4 separate regions of the Homo sapiens genome follow, and regions 2, 3 and 4 are each linked to region 1. A link is a contact called in ENCODE Hi-C or POLR2A ChIA-PET data. All regions are on one chromosome and are shown on one strand. The core of a region is the stretch at or near the end of the contact, and the rest is flanking DNA. Distances in the headings are between cores, read along the strand shown.

What was found. Hi-C counts contacts between places; a loop is a spot of excess contacts on that map. ChIA-PET counts read pairs that join two places held with the same protein, here RNA polymerase II (POLR2A). Pooled maps may share reads with other maps.
Region 2: a loop to region 1 is called in a pooled map, with 4 times the contacts of the local background. The contact joins the promoter of SPAG6 here to the promoter of STAM-DT in region 1. A Hi-C loop is called at or near these places in 1 of 168 maps with a recorded cell type or tissue (CD4-positive, alpha-beta T cell) and 5 of 50 pooled maps. POLR2A ChIA-PET finds 5 or more read pairs at or near these places in 1 of 52 experiments (activated naive CD4-positive, alpha-beta T cell).
Region 3: a map of B cell shows a loop between it and region 1 (19-fold over the local background). The contact joins the promoter of SEPHS1 here to the promoter of STAM-DT in region 1. A Hi-C loop is called at or near these places in 1 of 168 maps with a recorded cell type or tissue (B cell), 1 of 37 single-sample maps with no recorded cell type and 5 of 50 pooled maps.
Region 4: a loop to region 1 is called in a map with no recorded cell type, with 7 times the contacts of the local background. The contact joins the promoter of COMMD3-BMI1 here to the promoter of STAM-DT in region 1. A Hi-C loop is called at or near these places in 1 of 168 maps with a recorded cell type or tissue (CD4-positive, alpha-beta memory T cell), 1 of 37 single-sample maps with no recorded cell type and 6 of 50 pooled maps.

What each region holds. Positions count from the first base shown.
Region 1 is chr10:17,642,099-17,645,465 of GRCh38, reverse strand. It overlaps STAM-DT (STAM divergent transcript), which reads left to right and starts at 1,548. Exons shown (of 1, transcript NR_110370.1): 1 at 1,548-3,367. STAM (signal transducing adaptor molecule) reads right to left here and starts at 1,315. Exons shown (of 14, transcript NM_003473.4): 1 at 1,087-1,315. The coding sequence starts at 1,126. RefSeq lists enhancers at 1,301-1,420, 1,571-1,640, 1,063-1,712, 1,713-2,361.
Region 2 is chr10:22,343,422-22,347,060 of GRCh38, reverse strand. It overlaps SPAG6 (sperm associated antigen 6), which reads right to left and starts at 1,565. Exons shown (of 11, transcript NM_012443.4): 1 at 1,425-1,565; 2 at 1,243-1,338. The coding sequence starts at 1,449. RefSeq lists enhancers at 720-1,536, 1,497-1,716.
Region 3 is chr10:13,346,365-13,349,878 of GRCh38, reverse strand. SEPHS1 (selenophosphate synthetase 1) reads left to right here and starts at 1,586. Exons shown (of 9, transcript NM_012247.5): 1 at 1,586-1,879. RefSeq lists enhancers at 1-610, 611-1,401 and silencers at 1,471-1,690, 1,821-2,650.
Region 4 is chr10:22,314,528-22,318,162 of GRCh38, reverse strand. COMMD3-BMI1 (COMMD3-BMI1 readthrough) reads right to left here and starts at 1,775. Exons shown (of 14, transcript NM_001204062.2): 1 at 1,607-1,775; 2 at 168-279; 3 at 1-58. The coding sequence starts at 1,745. It overlaps COMMD3 (COMM domain containing 3), which reads right to left and starts at 1,775. Exons shown (of 8, transcript NM_012071.4): 1 at 1,607-1,775; 2 at 168-279; 3 at 1-58. The coding sequence starts at 1,745. RefSeq lists an enhancer at 1,228-1,527 and a silencer at 1,798-1,917.

The sequences.
Region 1 (3,367 bases), core at 299-2,798:
GAAGTGGCAGAGGTAAGGAGTGAACTTTTTTCTACTCTTATATAAACTTCCAAGTTTCAGTGACATGCTCTAAGGAAGAGTTTAAAAAGAAAAATTCAACATCCACCTTTCATAATTAAAATACACAAAGACAAGTAAATTCATAAGGTTGTCCTTATTCACAGTAATGATTACATTCTGCCATAAGGGATTTGGAAATGGTATTTGGCTTGCTTTCATTCCACACTTGTGTGCCAAGGTAGTTCCTACGTGCGTTCAAATTAAACCAAAATTCTCTCCCCGGAAACTCAAATTCCCATAATTATTATCTTCAAGTCAGAAAAAAATAAAATAAAATAAAATTAAAAACCAAAAGCAAACCTATTGAATTGACATCATCAGTACCTAATACCAGTGATTCAGAAAACAACAAAAATGTAGCATTTCAAACTCTTTCCAGATTCAACAACTTCTTCCACACTTCTTTACACCTTTTAAAGTGCAGAGACCTAGCCTAAGAGAGACATCCCAAAGGCTCAGGTCCTCAATTCGGTTTCAGTCGTTGCCAAGTATTTCATCTTCATCGCTCCTAACATGTTTGAGAGTCTACCCTTAACCAGAGCTCCCTCCTTCAGTTACCGTTACAAAAGATTTTAAAATCCTCTAAGGAACCTTACCTAAAACATTCTGCCAGTTCCAGACGCTCAACATTTATTTGTCTAGGCAAGCACTTTTGGTACAGGGTTTACAATCCTAATCTAGCCAACATACGCCTTAAGCCCTTCGCTGTTCTTCCAGAAGCACAGTCCCTGCACCAGATGCTACACCAGCTGCTCCTCCCAGGCCCTTTACACCAACCCATTCAGCAGTTCTTTGGCAACCTACAGTCCTAGCTCAAGGCCCATTTCACAGGATGAGTCCCATTTCTTTCAAAGAGGATGCGCCAAGCCCTCAACCTCCTCCCAGCTCTGAAGGAGGGAGCCTCAGGAAAGGGGAAGAGCGAGCTCTTCCTTGGCCCTGGCCCGAGGGTCCTGAATGCAGGCAGGGGCTGGCAGAGTGAGCGTGCAGTCCGGTGAGGAATGGGCAGGGAGAGGCAAAAACACTTACCAACATCCTGATCGAAGGGATTGGTGGCAAAAAGAGGCATCTCCGCTGCGTGCCGAGGTGTCCCCGGGGACTCCCTCTCGACAGCACGGGAGTCAGAGCTCGACGTAGGATGGAAGACTCCTCAGGCAAAAAGAGCAACAGAGACCGACTCTACAGGGTCCGCGACAGCTCCTCCTCTCACCCAACCCCACCAACCGCGGCAGCAGCTGCGGCGGCGGCAACAGCAAGGAGCCGAGGAAGCCCCCGCGCGGAGCTTGTCGGGAATCTGGGCGACCTTGGCGCTGCCTGTCTCAAAGCTGCCCCGAGCCTGCCCCATCGGTAAAGGCTGAACAGGGAGTCCCCTCTGCCTGACTCCTCTTTTAATTAGTCACACATAAGAGTGGAATTAGTTCTTGTGTTTTCTGCTTTTCCCTTGGCTAGGAGTCTCCGTAGGACGGGGTCCTTCAGGCGTGCTGAAGCCTACTAACAACCCCAGGAGTGACTGGGAGAGCCAGGAGAAAGAAAGCAGGTTGAGTTCGGGTCGAGCTGTGCGCCTTTTTTCCTCTCGCTCTCTCGGTTATCATAACCTTGTATTCCCTCTGGAAGGAAATGGAAATTCCTTTGGATCATCTTCTAGGTAAACAGTTTAATTAGCTGCGTGAGGTGACAAACTTGCTCGGATGAAGTCATGGGAGCTGAACGAATTGGCCTGAATCCCAAGAGGGGAGTGTTCAGGGCGCGCGTGTCCCTCGGAGAGGCTGAGGTAACGCTGGCTCCTTCCCGGGAGTCCCTGAACGCCCGGCTTTGGAATCTGCAGACAGCTCTTCTAGCAGGGCGTTGGCACCTACTGACTAACCGTGCAATCACTCAGCAGCTGTGATGGTTGGTGACATGTCTTTCACAGCCCAAGATAGCCTCCCTAGACTGAGCAAAAAAAAGAAAACAGAAAAAAACTGGAGCTAAAAGTTGATCAGTGAGTGATTCCTAGCAACCCAAAATGTTGGTTTATTTATTTTACTTATAAGTTTAGTTAACCAATAAAAATTATTCTCTGTGTGATGGAGAAGTTTTAAGGAGCATCTACTAGAGATGTTGCGTCCCACTTGGAACAAACTTAGTAAGCACATCTTGTACGTAAATGGAAATTATCCCGCAAATTACGGCATCTCCAAATGTAGCGTGGAAACTAATATTGACATGTCAACACAGGATTAATACATAGTAATCAAAGAGTGCTTAAAAATTCATTAAAAATGAAGTCCCACCTCTAAAAGTGAAATGTGCAAATTAAAGTAGCAGTTAGATAATGTTTTGTCATTTAGGTAAAAATTACAAAGAATCGGCCGGGCGCGGTGGCTCACGCCTGTAATCCCAGCACTCTGGGAGGCCGAGGCCGGCAGATCACCTGAGGTCAGGAGTTCAAGACCAGCCTGGCCATGGTGAAACCCCGTCTCTACTAAAAGTACAAAAAATTAGCCGGGCGTGGTGGTGCGCGCTTGTAATCCCAGCTATTCGGGAGGCTGAGGCTGGGAATCGTTTGAACCCGGGAGCGAAACTCCGTCTCAAAAAAAGAAAAAAATTGCAAAGAATCAGGGATGTGAGGAGTCAGACACTCACATACTGTTGGATGAAGTGTAAATACTGTATAATCTTCCTAAGGGAAATATTTGGAAGCATGTAAAAAAATTTTTAAAACCTTAGGACCCAGCAATTCCATTTCGGCAAATTAATCCTAAAGACATTCTTTTAAAACATGAACAAAGGTATACATGGCAACATTGTCTAAAGGATCAAAGCATTGCCAGCCATTAAATGTCCCACATTGAGTGATTGGACAAATTGCTTCACCTCTTGGTGTCTCAGTTTCCTCATGTGTAAGAAACAGGAATAATAGGGTTGTGAGGATCAAATGAATTAGTACAAGCAAAACGCTTATTACAGTGCCTGGCATAGAGTAAGCACTAAATAAGTGTAACTGATCACTGTAATTTACACTGGTCAGTTAAATCATAGTACATAAGATGTGAAAACTACACAGCCATTTAAGGTGCATAATACAGATTCATATTTACATAGACATCTGAATACACAAGTTTTCAGAAGGAAGTTACAAACCTTATAAAATTACAAATGCCCACAATTTTAAAAATCTGAAAGGAAATACATGAGAATATTATGACATGATTGTCTCTGAGTGGCAAGATTCTAGACAATGTTTTTGTTCTTTGTGCATTTTATTATTCAAAATATTTTAATGATGAGCGTGTATTCCTTTCAAAAGCAGAAAAAATGTTAAAATACA
Region 2 (3,639 bases), core at 316-2,815, 4.7 Mb before region 1:
GACAAAACACACACACACACGAACAATTAAAAGGAGGAAACCTATATAAGATCAACGAATTTTTATCAATGTCAATGTCCTCCTTGTGATATTGCACTACAGTTTTGAAAAATGTTACCATTGGGGAAACTGAGAAAAGGGTACACGGGATCTCTCTGTATTATCCCTTACAGTTGTGAATCTACAATTATTTCAAACTAAAATGCGTTTAGAAGATTATAAAATATACTTTATTGTAAATACATGCCCCCCAATAAAAACACACAAGGAATAAATGCCAAAAATCCTAGTGACAAAACGAAGTATCACATAGGTGCAGTAGTAATTCCCCTCAAAGAAACCCAGAGTAATCATTACACTTAAGTATTCTTGCTGTCAACATGTTAATTGTTTAAATTATGTGTTAGTTTTAAAGATCACATCCTATAAACTGAAGATTTCTCATGACACAGTAGTGATAAAATGCTACCTTACAGTTCAGATGGTGGTAGAATCATCCAAAAAAAAAGAAGAAGAAAGAAGAAAGAAGAAAAGAAGAAGAAGAAGAGGAAGAAGAAGAAGAAAGAAGAAGAAGAAGAAGAAGAAGAAGAAGAAGAAGAAGAAGAAGAAGAAGAAGAAGAAGAAGAAGAACCATTTTCTCTTATCAGTTTATGTTATGAGATAAGAAGATCTCTCTCCCTCCCTCTCCCCCTCTCTCCCCCTCTCACATCTGCAAGAGTCCGGACTGAGGAGTAGAAGGAACGCGCCATAAGGATTTCGCAAAGTCTGGTCTCTACCTACTTGGAATTTCTTGGAAAAGATTCAAGCATATCATTCCCCTTTCACTAAAGCAAGACGAGAAATCACGTCTAAACCACTGGAATTGCTTTGCTGTGAGGAAGTCGAAGGTGATCAAAGGCAGGGTGGCATGCAAAATGGCACTTGGATAAAATGGGTCTCATTAGGGTAGAGTCCCATTCACGTAAAATGACTCCAGGCAATTCCTAGGGCCTCGACTTTCAACCTGACACTTGCCTGTGTGCAATGAAGATGGAAACAGGGACAACGCGCACCTCCCACAACCATCTGGAAGCTTCACCCTCTCGGCCTGACCCCCAAAGACCCGCTGAAAAGAATGGATGCTTTTGCGAACTCCGGTCCCCACACTGCGGCTCCCCAAGAGCTCCACGGGCAGGGCAGCGGGGCGGAGGCGTCGGGGACTCAGTGCGCGGGGGGCGACGGGGGTTCGGGCTCCGGGCTCACCCGCGTTCTGCAGCGTCTCGATGTTTTGGGGTCTAGTCGCCAGCTCCGCCACCATCTGCACGAACTGGGTCCTGGCCTTCTGGTATTGCTCGAACACTGCGGGAGAGAGAGTCGGTGGAGCCCACCGCACCCGGGTCTCCTCGGCGCCAGCTAGTTAGGGCACCTGCCCGCCTCGGCCCTACCTTGCAGCACCTGCCTCTGACTCATGGCGCCCCCGCCGCCGTCTGCCCTCCTCGAGCTCTGCGGGGAAGCCGCTCGGCCTGCGAGTCCACCAAGGGGGCGATCGTGGCGACGACTCGGCCTCCGACGGGAGCCGCTTCTCTGTGTACCCGCGTCTCCCGGGCAACCTACCGGAACCGGAACGCGGCCGTCTTGCTGCAACGGCCAGTCCCGGGCGTGACGTCACGGCCGCGGTGCCTGGGCGCACTGAGCGGGGCGGCGGCGCGAAGACGCCCGAGCTCGAGGACTCGGACTGCTGGGGCTCTCAGCGCGCCAGGCTCGCGGAGCCGCCGGGACATCGCGCGCCGTCGAGTATCCCTGCACTGCCCGGAGGTCGGAGCTCCTTACAAAGCGACCCCAGATTGCCGTGGTATCCTGACTGCGGCGCGGGTCGGGACCAAGCGCCGGGAGAGCCCCACGCGCCAAGGGAGCCTGGTTCGAGGGCAGCCAGACGAGTAAATTGCAGCCCTGGAGTTGTCTGAGCTTCGACGGTCCCGAGAAATCTCACACGTCACATTGTACAATCCGATCAACACATGAATGTCAATGCAACTTAAGTGTTGCATTGACATTTAACACTGCACTGACAGTAAAACACTGATTTAGGAATCCGTGTTTTCTTTTGTAACCCGCTGTTATATACCTGGCATTCCTGGTTTCAAGATTCCTGGAGGAGCATGACAACCATGTTCACACACTTAATTACACTGTATTGAAAGCATTTAATGAGCACTCAGAGACTCAGTGAGGAAAGCAGATGAGGAAAGGATGTGATGAATGTCCTGTCTTCCCTGGCTTTCTCCTAATGACTACTAATTTTGCTGTTTCCTCACTTTTATGTGATTTGTAAATATTTTGTCTTAGTCTTTTAAATTTAGGCTTCGTTATGTTGATGAATGACATCTCCAACAGAAAAAGAGAGAGAACCTTTACCTGGAAAACCAGACTTCCCTATCTTATATAACTTGAACCCTTTACCCAGTTTCTTTTAACAAAATTGAAGTACTTAGTCTATTACTGGTTTCTAGCTTGTCTTTGAAAACTATATACCAGTTGTTTCAATGACAGTTGTCAACTTTAAATGTTCCTCCATCAAAAACTACAATTTCACCAGATGTCAAGTGGATACATAGCCGCAGCTGCTGCTAAGTAGTGCCAAGACAGGAAACCCCTTGATATTTCTTCAACAGAAGGGAGCATGCAAACTTAACTGGTTCTATATTTGGAATGAGTCCTCTATATTTATCTTTGAGATCTCACCCTTCACTGAGCTCTTGATGAAGTCCTGATACTTTGTGGAGCTCCAAATAGTTGGGGAATGGTCCAGCAATCAGAGAGAAGAATAAGTGTGTTTAGTCGGGTCCCTAATACCCCCGAAGGGCAGGTACATGTCTTCTGCTTCTGCAGCTCAAAAGCCAGTGATGGCCACAATCTTTTTACTTAATTCAAAGTCGTAAGTTTTACAGTGATATCTATATTTCCCTATGGGAATATGTCCTTTAAAATTAAAGTTATGCGTTCCCATTTAGAGACGTGGGAGGAAACAGATTGAGTAAATAATTAAGATTGCAAATAAGCCTTGTAATTTTCAGTTCCTTGTTGAATGATGAAAAAAAATCCCCTTAAAAGTTTTTATATTTGGTTTCAGTCCTTAAACAAACAATTCAAACTCTTAAGCTACTCCAACTGCCATTTTTAGCAACTGCTTTACTATTTGTTTTCCATTTTAAAAGTGTTAAGAGCTCAATAGAGGGGGAGAGGTCTAAACCTATAAACATAACACAGTATGGGATGCTACTAAGTTCTTTGAAAACATACGTTCAAAAGCTATGTAAATTACTTTAGAGTCTGAGTATCTGTTATTAACAATATCTTTTAGTTAAATTGTATTATTCCTGATAAAACATAATATAGGATGCCTACTTCATATCTGAAATTGGACATATTAAAGAAGCTTGATCTTTGCTCTTTATTTTAGGTTCCTTCTTAAAAAAATCTTAAAAACTAAATGGAGAAATGTATGTAACACAGAGTGATTACAATATGCATATAAGTGAAATTATTAGTAATTCAAGCATAAAATATGGCAGATTACTTTTACTGACAAGAAAACCAATCTGTATTTTCTGACCCATTTTTCAATGTACTAACTCTAAAACAAAATACTATTCTGTTTTC
Region 3 (3,514 bases), core at 337-2,836, 4.3 Mb after region 1:
TATTAACTTTGGTCTGGAATATCCGGCAGACCTGAGATTTGCAACTCTGAGCCCCACCCCCACACCATCCGGCAGACCTCAGATTTAACATTTCCAAAGCTGAACTCACCCCGAAACTTGTTTGCCTTTCAGCAGTTCTTAGATAAATTATTAGCATCGCTCCTCATTCCCTCCCCCACCCCCCACCCCCGCAAACTGGAAACCTGGGGGTCATCTTATCCTTCTTCCTCTCCTTCCTACGTGCTAAATCACACCAAATCCCTTCCCTGGGCTGCATTCCCCTTGCTTTCAGTTCAAGTACATCTCCGGGCTTGACTAGTACAATACCCTCTTAATGAGAACCGTGACCCTGTCTTCCCCTCTGGGAGAAGCCATCCTCCAGTGGCAGGCGCCTGTAATCCCAGCTACTGGGGAGGCTGAGGCAGGAGAATCACCTGAACCCAGGAGGCGGAGGTTGCAGTGAGCCGAGATCGCGCCACTGCACTCCAGCCTGGCGACAGAGTGGGACTCCGTCTCAAAATAAATAAATAAATAAATATAAAATAAAAGAATGCAGACTAACACGTTCTTTGCAAACTTACTACAGGGTATGAAGAAAGTACACAAAGACAGGAGCAGCCTGTCTTCGAGGTGGCATCACTTCTGCATCCAGCCCAGGATTAAAACCCGGAGCAACTGGCAAGCGGAAATGTTAACGAAAAGGGCATCTGCGTAGCGTGCCAACCTGCCGTGCCACGTAAAGCACGGTCCAGTGACCCAAAACATTTCTGCTCCCAAATAACATTTGGAAAATGCTGACCTACTGCCTAGAAAAGTTCGATCGGCATTCCTGCACACTGCTGTTTTAGAGAGAAGCCCTAAACGATATCTGAAAGTATTTGGTTTATTTTCATCAGCAATGCTTTAGAATCTCGAAAGCCCAGAAAAAAGTTATTTCACGACGTGAAGCTCCCCCCTCGATGTCAATTCGAACACATCCAGGGTTGCGGCTGCCATGTTCGCTCGAACATGTGCAGGACAAACAATGCAACCAGCGGGGAACCGTAAACCTTTTTCCTCGACTTCCTACCACGCACATGAAGTGTTCAAGAAACTTTGCAGGACGTCTCCACATTTCACGAGGCTCCCGTGAACTCCGGAGCCGAGCTAAACAATAGGAAGGACAGATGCTGGGAGTCCCCAAGCATCTAACGCGCCGTTTGTGTTTTCAAAAAACCTCTGCCTGGCGCCCAGGCGGCTTTTCCTGGGCTCCTAGCCTCCTGTGCAAATTGTTCCCATGGTCATTGTCTTCCAGGACGCTCCGCTGCGCACTCGGGGAGCGGGGACAGCGCCCCGCAGAGCGCCGCGCGGTCGAGCCCGGCCAGGTGGCGGAAACGTTCCCGGCCCTTGCAGCGGGGCCCGGGAAAAAGGTGGCCCGGGCGCCAAGGGCGGCTGCCAATGCAACTCGCAACTTTTGAAATCAATCCTTTTTTGCATCATGCAACGGATGCCACCGCTCCTCGGGTTTGCAACCCCCCACCCCTCCCCCGAGACCAATCATTGCCGCGCTCGGGGCTGCACGGCGCCCCCGCCCCCTTCCCGGGCCGCACGCCGCCACCCAGCAGCCAGGGCCGCCTCTTAAAGGGAGGTGGCCGGCCTTAAAGGACCCCCGCGCGCCCAGCCGGCGGGAGCGCGGCGGCCCGGCTCCCGCAGGGCCGCGCCGAGGCAGGCGAGCCCCCGCGGCGCCCAGGCGCGGGCCCGGGCCCCCGCCGCCGCCGCCGCCGCCGGGCGCGGCATTTTTATTCAGGCGACGCTTAAGGGAGCCCGGCCGCGCCCGGTGCATTGTGGGAGCGGCCCGCGGCCCGTTTTCGGGAGGAGGCGGAGGGCGCAAAGCGAGCCGGTAAGCGGCGGGCCCGGCGCGGGGGGGAGGCGCAGGCTTAAAGGGGAATCTGGGTCCGCAGGCCCGCGGCGGCCGTTGCAAATCCCCCTCCGGGCCGCCCGGGACCGCCGGGGAGCCGCGCGCCGCCGGCCCCGCCAGCCCTGCCTGGAGAGGGGCAGCGCCGGGCTTGGTGGGGCCGCTTTAAAAAAGAAGCGCCGCCCGCGCCGCCGCCGCCGCCGCGCGGGGCCGGGGAAGGAGGGAGGGAGGGCGGGGAGGAGCGGAGGGGAGGGCGGCGGCGGCCACGCAGGGGTTAATTTTTTCGCCCGCCGACATTTTTGCGCGGCGGCGGCGGCGGCCCGTGCGCGCGGCGGGAGCGGCCGGCCTGGGGTCGCGGGGTGCCTCCGGGGCCTCCCCGCCTCCCCTTTTCTCCGCGCGGGCCCTGTCGACCCGGGGCGGGTGCGTCCCGGCGTCCTCCCCGGCTCCTGGGCCGCACGCGCGGTGCCCGCCGGCTCCCGCCGCCTCCCGCCGGCCCGAACAGGGATGGCCCGGCCGGGGCCCCGAGCTGCCGCCTCCGCCCCGCCGCCGGCCCGCAGCCCGGGCCTGCTGGGCCTTCCGAGGCGGCGGCGAGGGCCTGAGCCTGAGCCTGAGCCCGAAGGTGTCCCCGGGTTCCTTGCTCCCCTCCCCGGCCGCCTCCGACGCGGGCGTCCTGGAGAGCGCGCCCCATTGTGCGGGGCCGGCGGGGAGGTAGGTCCGGGGTTGGCGGGGCAGCGCGCCGGGCCCACCCCGCTGACCGGCTCCCCGGCTCCCCACGCTCGTTGGAAGAAAAAAAAAAACCAAACCATGGAAATGTGCCCGGGAAGGAAAGGGCTAAACGTTGCTTTAAATATTCATGCCATTGTTTTAAAGGCGTAAACATGTGGCTGCGGGGTCGCCGGGCACCGTCCCTTATTAATGCAAATGGATCCCCCTGGTTCCCTAATCACTGCACATTTCCCCCAGAACCCCCTCCCCCTTCCCATGCCCTCCAAAAATGTAAGAATCTAGTACTTTTTTCATTAGGATGTGAGGCTGATTTGTGTCCTTAGTACCATTTGGAATTTTAAATCTGAGCGCCTTCCTGATACAAGGTGTTTTAAACTTTTTTCCACCCTTAAAACTCTTGAGAAGATAGTAATTTAAAAGGAAGTGATAGCCACACAATTCCCCTCCCCACCTTTTTGGGAGCCAGGAGAGGAATAGATAGGAGGTAGGAAAATAACTGGATGCCTCGTGAGTTGGATTTTTTCTTTTTCTTTTTTTTTTCCTGGTAGGGGTGAGGCTGTGTTAAATGCGAGGTGTTTTTTGAGGAAAGGACTTTGTTGTTTTTGTTGAAAACGCCTTCCAAGTCAAAGTGGTATTCAAACTTTCCCATAACTCTAAGATGGCTTCAAAATTCTCGTCTCTTGTCACTTGCGGCCAGCGCCTGCTCTTTTTGGGCAGGGAGACTTCTTGGAATCGTGTTCGAAGGCTGACTCCTGCTCAGTTGTTACGTTTCCCACCGAAATCATTGCTCATCCCAAACCGTGTTTTTGTGAAGACGGTTTGGATTACTGCCCAAACTCGGGCTTCGTGAGATTTATATGAGCGATGTGCGTCCCAAGGGATGGAAAACTCTAT
Region 4 (3,635 bases), core at 526-3,025, 4.7 Mb before region 1:
TTCCGTGCAAAACAGTTCTATTCGCTCTCTGTCAAATTTACAGTCTTCTAGATAAGTGCTAGAAGAAAGAAAAAAAAAGCCAAAGTTCTGTCTCCATTTTTAAAACTGAAATTGAAATCATTAAGGTAGTATTTGAAAATAAATGGATATTTAAATAAATCCTGTACCTTAGAGTTGACTTGTCAGCTCGGTGCTTTCCTGCCTCTAGTATGTAAGTTGCAGCTGCTGCATGACAATGTTTTAAAACCACTGGGTCGATATGTTTCAAGTCTGGATGATCTAAAATAAATTAACTTCCAGTGATGCCTATGATAATAAATTCTTTACAGTCATGTTCCAAAAAGGATATTTTAATTTGGGTTTAAAAACCCTTTAACAAGATTAAAAACATCAACTATAAGGACAGTCAATTATAAGTAAATGAGATGAGCAACAAGATCAAGTGAAAAACAATAAAAAGAACACAACAAGAACTCTACTATTACTAGCTTCAATTAACTTATTTTGCCTTAATATTTTTACTATTAAAAAATATTATAGCCCCCAAAGAAAATATAACAATGCAATGGTCATTCTAACACTGGAGTAAATTCAAAGGAAAAACAAGATAAATATTTTACATTGTGTCAATTTTAGAATAAACTTCCATCCTAAAAATGATGAGTTTAGGGTAACCGGCTCCATGAACAAATACATCAAGGGGGTAGAAGGTAGGGCATGAGTTCAGAATATAAGATACAAATTTCAAAATTATATTAGTACTTTCAGGGTTTGACAGTCATTTTTTTTTTGAGATTAACCCAGGTGGTGGTTACTATTTTCGTTTAAGAACTTCCACTTTCATACTTTTTGTACAAGTGTTTAGTTCATGAAACTACAGAAAAAAAACAAAAATTTGAATTGTTGGGATATTTATATTTAAGAAAATCATCTAAAAGCGATCGGTCTTAAAATATGTCTTCAATCCATACTGACACTGCACCTCCGCAGTCACTGACCGGATCGCTTAAAAGACACTCGCATCCTGGTAACTGGGGCGGAACAAAGTATTGTGCATCATAGTTTAAGGTTCTAGGCGTAGAACCTGTGTAAACATGCTGAACTAGAGCGCTGGAGTGATCATAGCAACTTGAGGTATGCTCTAAGTTGGCAAATGTCAACACTGTCTGACCTAGTAATTACTTCGGAAACAGACCCTTAAACCTTTGCTAGCCTAGCCCTGGAAGCTTGAATTGCAGGGAGCTCCCCAGATGAAGTCCAACTGTCAAAACAGCCGCAGCCTCAGACAAGGCTAAACACCTTAGATGTTTAGGCCACAAACAAGACTTGAACACCGGCTTTACAAAAGAACAAAGAGACTGGGAGGGAAACCGGGCCAGGAACGTGGAGTTGGCTCTATGCAGGTGCCAAGTGGGGCCAAAACAATGCTCAGAGTCTGCTCCGAGTCCTGGCAGAGCCACGTCCCCAACACTCCGTCCGGAGCGAAGGGCAAAGCCCGGAGACTTCCTCTTCCCGGGGCTTTCCCCTTCTCGCTCCGCCGGCTCCTCTTCTCCGAGCGCCCCTCCACCCCGGCGGATCCAGCTCCGAGCCGAGCCGAGCGGCTTACCTAACACGGCCTCGTCCGCCTGGGCGTCCAGCAGACTCTGGAATGCCGCCCGGAGGAGAAGCGTGAAGGCGTTGGAGTCGAAGGAGCGGGGATCCGCCAGCATCTGGAAGCCTTTCTGCACAGACTCCGAGAGCTCCATTGTGAGCGCGCCGTGACCTTCGACACGCACACCACGTGACACGCGCCGCGCGCTCAGCTGATGCGGCCGCGCGCGCACGCGGCTCGGGGCGGCTGGCGGCGGCGCGGGCTGCGGGGCCTCCCCGCCCGCCTCCGCGCCCGCGCGCGGGTCCCGCGCCCCCAGCCGCCGCCTACGGCCTCCCACCGTTTCCGTCCAGCTCTCGCTTGTCCAGCGCAGGCCGCGGGAGCTGCCGAGCCTTGGCGAGAAGGGCGGCCTCGGGCGTTTTGTGGACGCGCTCGGCGCTTTCTCCTTGGTTCGGCGCTTACCTCGGACGGCCACCAGCTCGGTTCCCTGAGAGACCCCGGGGAGACTGCGGACGGTGTCGGGATCCCGGCCCCCGCCTCCCGCAAACGGCGTCCTCCCCGCTCCTCGCTCTGCGCGAATCCTGCGGGAAGCTCCGATCTCAGGCAACTGGATTTTGCTTTTGTGGTTTTTTGTTTGTTTTGTTTGTTTTTTAGCTCACCAGCTTAACCTCGCAGCACTGCCCTTTTATGAGACTGTAAGACATCTAATTATGTGATTCTTGCTTATTTTTACTTTTTTTTTTTTGTCATTTCTGGAATACGGCAGTAGTGTCCTTCCTGCATGGGGGGTGTGTACACATGCACGCATACATAGAGTTCCTGTATGCACTGCACTCCAGCAATCGGATTAATAAATTATTCATGAACAGATTTGACAGGATTATTAACAATTTTATATGCCGCTGCAAATAAAGCCAACTGCCATACACATTTTGTGCTACTCACCACATCTATGGGTCCCGTTTTAGTTGCTCTATAGAATCTGCATAAATACGTTTTTATTAAACAGCTACCTTAGTAAAGTACAGTTAGGAATGGCAAGATCTTTATTAGAAGTGAGTTACTGTTTAGGATGCTCATACCTTTAAAGATTCAAATACTGTATAAAGTTTAACTTCCTCTCTATTTCTACGAAGTTGGTTTAGAGAACAAGAATGATTCTTTAAAAAACCCGTGAAGCAAAGTAGATTAGGTATTTTTAATCAAAAGCACTTGAAAAGTTAAAAAATGCAAGTTCTTGAAGGGTGGAGGGAAGGGATGCGGAACAACAAAGATGTTTTAGTCTTCAGGAGCGATTATTTGCAACATTAGACCCAAAGTGAAACATTATTTTCTTTTTCTAACTTAGATGTCTGTTTTAAAAATTTTTGATGGATACAGTTGACATTTACCTTGGCACCAATACATAAAGTGTACCTCATTTCACAACAGGATGCAAATGGAGTAAGCATCAGTAACAGATTGAGTAACTACTCAGCCCTCCTTTGAAAGCTTTAAAAGGCACGTGCAGTGGCTCCTCACTCGGTGAGAATATAGTAGCAGTGAAGGATTTAAAAGTCTCCCTAGAGTCTTTATGAAACAAGCACCTATTAATCATGTTCATCTTTTCTTCCCATCACTCATCTTCCTAATTTGTTTCTCATTAGTAGTAAAATGTCAGTTGAAAAACTTCATGATACCTGATTACATAGAGAATAGTCAGGACAGAGTTGTGTAAATGTTCAACAATATTAACAACACCCAAGCTTATTATGTTTATTACACATGTATTTTATGACCTAGTGTAACGTTGATTATTAATACTCTAATAGAATTTGAGTTGATAACTCTAATACTCAATTTAGTGTCAAAAAAGAGAGTATTAATCATGGACATAGATTTTAAAATATTATTTTAAAAGAAAAATAAACACAAGTGGTTGTCAATTTGTGGGCATGAAAGTTAGGAAATTCAGAAGGATTGTTTCCATAATAGCTGTCATATTACTTTGTTGCCCATGTATAAGTACTTTCTCTTAGAATGTTTCCTCCTCTTAGGCCTAAGTATA